Linked DNA regions of Homo sapiens: region 1 is linked to region 2. The links are chromatin loops, found by intact Hi-C in ENCODE. Cell type or tissue: heart left ventricle. All regions are shown on one strand. Each heading gives the region's core, and the rest is flanking DNA. Links, peaks and the distances in the headings are about the cores only.

Evidence for each region. Peaks named below come from ENCODE experiments on the same cell type or tissue, not always from the same donor. Only the 100,000 strongest peaks of a DNase experiment are listed, where the experiment ranks them.
Region 1: it touches region 2 in a loop (3-fold over the local background); 2 of 110 quality-filtered maps call a loop at or near these places.

Annotation. Positions count from the first base shown.
Region 1 is chr22:26,169,826-26,172,713 of GRCh38, reverse strand. The region is part of intron 1 of SEZ6L (seizure related 6 homolog like); the gene reads right to left. Among named protein-coding and RNA genes, the nearest start is that of SEZ6L, 1.8 kb to the right of the region's middle. RefSeq lists an enhancer at 1,334-2,273. In heart left ventricle, for the core only: a CTCF peak has its summit at 1,730; no DNase peak of the experiment used is centred there; H3K4me3 peaks cover 1,147 bases; H3K27me3 peaks cover 2,500 bases.
Region 2 is chr22:26,103,674-26,106,585 of GRCh38, reverse strand. No RefSeq gene overlaps it. Among named protein-coding and RNA genes, the nearest start is that of LINC02559, 47 kb to the left of the region's middle. In heart left ventricle, for the core only: no CTCF peak of the experiment used is centred there; no DNase peak of the experiment used is centred there.

The DNA.
Region 1 (2,888 bases), core at 389-2,888, 66 kb before region 2:
GATGATAGCAAGGCCTCCAGGCTGAGAGGAGCTCCATTCTGCTGACCTTTGGTGTTGCACACACCTGGTTGTTCACAGGTCAGAATTCCCCTCTCTTCTGCCCTTAGTCGCCAGCTAGATCTTGGAGCGCCCCTAGTGGAGGTCTGCACAGTAGGTATATTGGATAAATTGTCTCTGGACAGAATAGGAGGGCCAGTAAATCGAGCTCATTTGAACAGCTTGCAGGAATGGACTTGTAAGCAAAAATAAGAAAACAAGCCACTCTGATCAGAAAATATCCTTTTGCCCTGGAAGGGGAAGGAAAGGAATGTAACATTATTTTCTTAATACCTAACTGAGCCATATGAACACAAGATGAATCCCTCAAGCTTAGATACGGTGGCCCCTGGCAGGAACGGGCAAAACTCTATGGAAAATAATGCCAATCCATAATGAAAATAGTCTTTAAGTGAATCTAACCACAACACACGTTAGAGACTGGGGAAGCAGCAAATTTGAGCCTTATTGAGCAATACTGAATTTGCCTTATTAATTCAAGAGAAAAAGAAAAGAAATTATTCTTAGGCTTTGCAGTCTTTGCATGTAGTTACAATTATTCCCCATGTGCATATCTGAGACAATAAGGAGGCTCTTCAAAAACAAGTTATACTTTATACTTATTCATGCCTTACAGCGAAATGGCCCAGAGAACCACGTGACCTGCATCAGAATGTAGCAACAAGTCCCTTTTGAGTATTTACAAATCCCCTCACTTCACCGCAAGCAGAAGAACTAGTTCGCAACAACGAGTTAGGTGAATGGTTCTCCATCTGACATTAGTGGATGTTGGGCTCTACATTAAAAATAGAATTTATTGTGGAAGGTCAATTGTCTCCAAATGCACCATCAGACTCGGCAATGCTCATTGGCCAGTATCACTCCCTCCTTATGACTCAGAGTCAGAACCACACACTTATTAATGAGCTTTCTGAAGTAGCACATCAATTGACTTTAATTTGGTGGTGACCTGAAGTCAATTTAAAAAATATGCTGGCTAGCCATGGTGTTGAGCAGTTGGAAAAATAGTATGAAATGTCTTAAAAATTAAAACACACACATGTCTCCCCCTGCTCTTACAATGTGTTTGCAGCCCGTGAAGGAAACAGAATAGGAAATCCTTGTCTTAGATGACAATTCAATACGTGCCATTAAGACAATTTTTTTTTCCCTGCAAGGTGGTGTATTGGAGAGTGGAGTTCTCAGAGGTAGAACTGCTTTAGAAAATCCAGTAAGCTGCTGGGTAGATTCAGGTTCTTTTTATATGTGTGTTAGTCACAACACAGATTCAAAAGGGGGTGGGGGAGGGAGAGCTGGACTCAGTTCAAGGCCACCAAGCCATTGTTAGAAAGAGACAGCTAATTAAGAAAGGCCATGCTGTGGTGGAAACGATTTGTTTAAACCAAATCTCTTTCCCTATCTTTCCCAGAGAAACTGTCCAGACCTGGTGTAAATTGTGGACATTATTGCCCCATAAAAAAGGGGTGGGGGTTCTTCAATGATATGCTTTGTTAAACAAAAGGTGATGAACAATTTCCTTTGCTCTGCACTCTGGGCTCTACATTTAAAAAGACGGGGAGATGGGGGATAAAATGCCTGATTTATGCTGAGGGGGGCACTCCAGGCCACCGGGAAGGGTTGAAGGGAAAGGGACCCAGAGCCAGGGCCCATGGAGCTGAGAGCTGTCCAGGGCCTTTGGTGCTGAAAGCAGGTGCGCGCGCTGGGGGTCCAGAACTCCCCGGAGAAGAACACCGCCTGTCCCCCAACTCCGAGTCAAGACGGTGCAAATGACAGAGGCGGAGCCCCAGATAAGCATAGTGCCTGCGCTCCCTCTGTCTTCAGCCTGGGCAGACCCTGCAGCTGTCTGCTTTTTTACACGTGAGGAGCGCATTTCTGGGACCTTGCAAGAAGGCCGGGTCCTGTGGCCAACTAACCCTCCCATTGATTTTCGGGTCTCCTAGGTGCCTGAGAAAACCCCCGAAGCTCTGAGGGTTAGCTTTGGGTGAGTTAGGCGTTGCACCCCTCTCTCTATCTGGCCCTCTCCCCCACCCATAACTTTTCCTGGGGTACCTTACCGGGGTGGAGAGAGGGTATGGTTCCAGGTCTGAGAAAGAGGAGCTGTCATTCTCTGCTAAATTTGGGCCCCTCTTCCCCTTCAACAAACACGTGGTAGATGAAACTAACACCCCTCACCCCCCATTCCTAACAGTGATCAGAGATGCTAGGCAGTAGGGGAGAGAGTAGAGGGGAGCCCGTTCAGGTTCCCAACTGCTAACTAACATCTCTTCTCCCTCCCCTACCAAGTTCTCAGAGCCCTCAGCCCCCTCCACCGGCCTCTAGCGAAAGCCACACCCAAGTCCGGTATCCTGACGCTTGGCTGAGATCGATCCAGGAACACAGACCCTCGGGGTAGCCTGAACCAAAGGAGTCAAGGGTTTCTGTGGTGTCGGGGGGAGCGGCAAATGCACTGTTTGAGTCTAGTCCTCAGTTGCAGGGTGGGTCAGCTTCTCACCCCCCTTCCTGTCCTCTCCCGGAGAGGAAGATAATTATCTGGCACCTAGCCCCGGGTGCGGTTGCAGAGAAGCGCCGGGAATTTGGGGTTTGGAGGCGACCCCACTCCAAGGAGAACCTCTTTGGCTGCAAAGGAGAATCAGCCCCGCAGCCGGGGAAGACCGAAAGGGAGCCCGCAGCCGAAGCAGGGAAGCGCCCGAGTCCTTCAACACATCCCCGCCTCCACACTCCCATCAGCCCGGGCCAAGGGGACGTGCGGTTCCTAGCCCCGATTTTGGACAGCCACCACCGCTTCCCATCCCGGCGGGTGGTGCCTGAGTCGCCCTGGTCAGCCCCGACCC
Region 2 (2,912 bases), core at 93-2,592:
AGTATCACACAAATCATGTTTCACTTGGGGAGAATTGCATTCTTTTCATTATTCATTATGAAAAATATGTACCAGGTTCCAGAAATATTATGGTGAGCAAGTATAGTTTATGGAATCACTGTCAGACAGTTAGATCTCAGTTTATTGAGTGCTCTAAAGTGGGAAGCTGAGGCAGCTTGAGAGTCCAGAGGAGACCGGATTCAGTCTGAGGATCAGAGAAGGCTTCCTGGAAGAGGGGATATCTAGAAGGAATCTTAAAACTAGAGAAGCTAGACAAGCAAAGAGAAGGTGAAGTGGAAATGAGAGTTTTAGACAGAGGACGCCCCATGTTCAAAACCCAGGGATCCAGGTGTGGGGAGAGCAGCAGGGCCACAGCCTCTAGCCCCCAGCAGTGGACAGAGTGAAAGTTTTAGTCTCACCACTACTGAAAACATCATGCCTATTGGATATGATGACGCTGGCGGCTGGCAGCTTCTCTACACCTTGCTGGAGGCAGCAACATTTTCCCTCTATTTAGAGGACTGAGGGTCTCTAAAAGTCCCTGGTGCTGGGCTGGAGATGGCGGGGGACTTGGAAATAGGATGGGAAGAAAAATGCCGGAGAGGAATGTGGCAGTCAGTTTGGAAAGGGTGCAGATTTTTATAAGGCAATGGGCAAGAGTTGTAACGAGGAAGGGAAAGAAGAGAGTATGGAGGAGATGCAGCTGTAAGGAAGATGGGAAGGGACTGGCTGAGCTGAGGCTGCTCAAGACAGAGAAGGGGCAAGCACCATGAGAAAAGTGGAAGGCTATGTGTGTGTGCAAATGCATGTGTGGGCATGTGTACATGAATGCATGTGTGTGCATGCATGTGTGTGTGCATGTGAGTGTGTATGTGTGTGAGTGTATGAATCCCACTAGATGGGATTCAGGTGCTAATGCAGGCATACACACACACACACACAAACACACACACACCCCTACACACAGGTTCCACTTTGGTTATTTCAAATGCCCAGGGGGCTCTTTGCCTTGGCCAAACTGTTTTTTTGTTTGTTTGTTTGTTTTTGGTAGCTAGGGAAATGACCCCAGTTCTTCACCCAAAGAAACCATAGGGGAGATACCTCAAGCAGAAAATGAGAAACAGCAATGCATCATTCTTGTGGCTAAAAACAGGTAACATTTATAAAGCACTTTGCCCCAGGCACTGTGTAAGTGATTGTCACAGATTATCCTATTGAGCCCTCTGTAGACTCCCAGGTGGGCCACGGGTTGGCTGGAAAACACCTTGCCTCATCCCAACCCCAAAACATGCTCCGTGAGATTAGACCTATACCCTAAAGCCAAGGGGCCTGGCAGAACTGAGAGAAGCTCGTTTCTTGCAGCCTTATAACTCCATTTATTGGAGCTATCCTTTTAGATAGAACCTACACGGTCTATGCCCTTTTTAGGCCATTCTGACAGACACCTGGGTCTCTCTTGATTTCCAGGCACTGGGAGAGCATCCTGGTGAAAGCACTCTGCAGCAGCATCCTTAATTCTAAGGCCACACCTGGGTTAGTGTCCAGTGAGCCTAGACAATCTGGCTATTCTCTTCTCCAGTAATCTAGAGAGTTCCCCCTCCTGCATCATCAGAATAGCCTTGGGAGAGTAGATAACCCTGTTGTCAAACCCGTTTTTACAGATGGGGACACTAGGGCTCATAAAATCACCTGAGCATAGGCAATTAGTAACATACAATTAGTAAGTGGTAGAGGCTGTGTGTGGGCCAGGGATTCTGAATCCACGGCCCATGCTCTTCTCCAATGCCCTACAAAACACACATAATAAAGTTAAATTCAAGTGGGAATGGAGTACTCTGATAGTGCACTGAAGAAACAGAAAGTCATCCATTATTTTTTTCCAGGTGGACTATGGGGCTAGGTCTTCAAGGCTATGTAGGAATTTGACTGGTGAGGAAGGTATGGTGGTCAGGGGAGGAAATGGCACATGCAGAGATGAAGCACTGTGATAAGTTAAGGTGAATGAAGGATTTTGGTGTGGCTTGAGAGTGGGGTGCGTGGTGATAGGTGAGGCAGGAAGGAGACTCCAGGAGATAAGTCAGGAATCAGCTTTTGAAGGACTTGGGTGCCATATTGAATAATGCCATCACTATTATAGGATCACCACCATCATCTTCATTATCACCATCATTGTGACTTTTTCTTATGACCATTAAGGACCTGAGAGTCCACAGAGGGCAACAATGGATTAGGTCACTTTGCTGACGGGAGGTAGGGTTGCTTTACGGTTAAAAACAAGCTAGAGAATCAGACAGCTGCATTCAAGTCCCAGATCTCTGTCTCCTTGTTGTGTGTCTTTGGATAAATCATGTGACTTCTCTAAGTTTCATTTTCCTTATCTGTAAAATGGGGACGTGGTAATAAAAATATGTAAGTCATAATCACGGAGAGGAGCAGATAATATAATCCACACCTAGTATTGAGCAGTGTACCTGGCACACGGTAAGTGCTTAACTAATACTAACTGCCATTAGCATTATTATTGAAGGAAACCTCTGGAGGAAGCATTCGGGGGCCATGGGGCAGTGGATAGACAGAGGTTAGCAGTTTGGAGGCTGTAGCAAAAATCCAGAGCAGTAGTGACGAATCCTGATTCAAGGCCAAAGCTGTCGGAATAAAAAGTGGAGGGTAGATTTGCTAGGGGACTGGTGAGCATCATTTAAATAGAGGATTAAATAAGCTAGCATATATGGAGGCATTCTGTGAACTGTACACATTTGAGTATGATTACAATCAGGGCTATTTTCATCAGCTTTATTTCTTGGGGGCCTGTCAGCCTCAGTCCTCTAGAGAGAAAATGCCATTTAATTCTCCCAGATCAAATATTTAACAAACATAACACTGCATAAACCGAGCTTTGCCTATTTAGCATG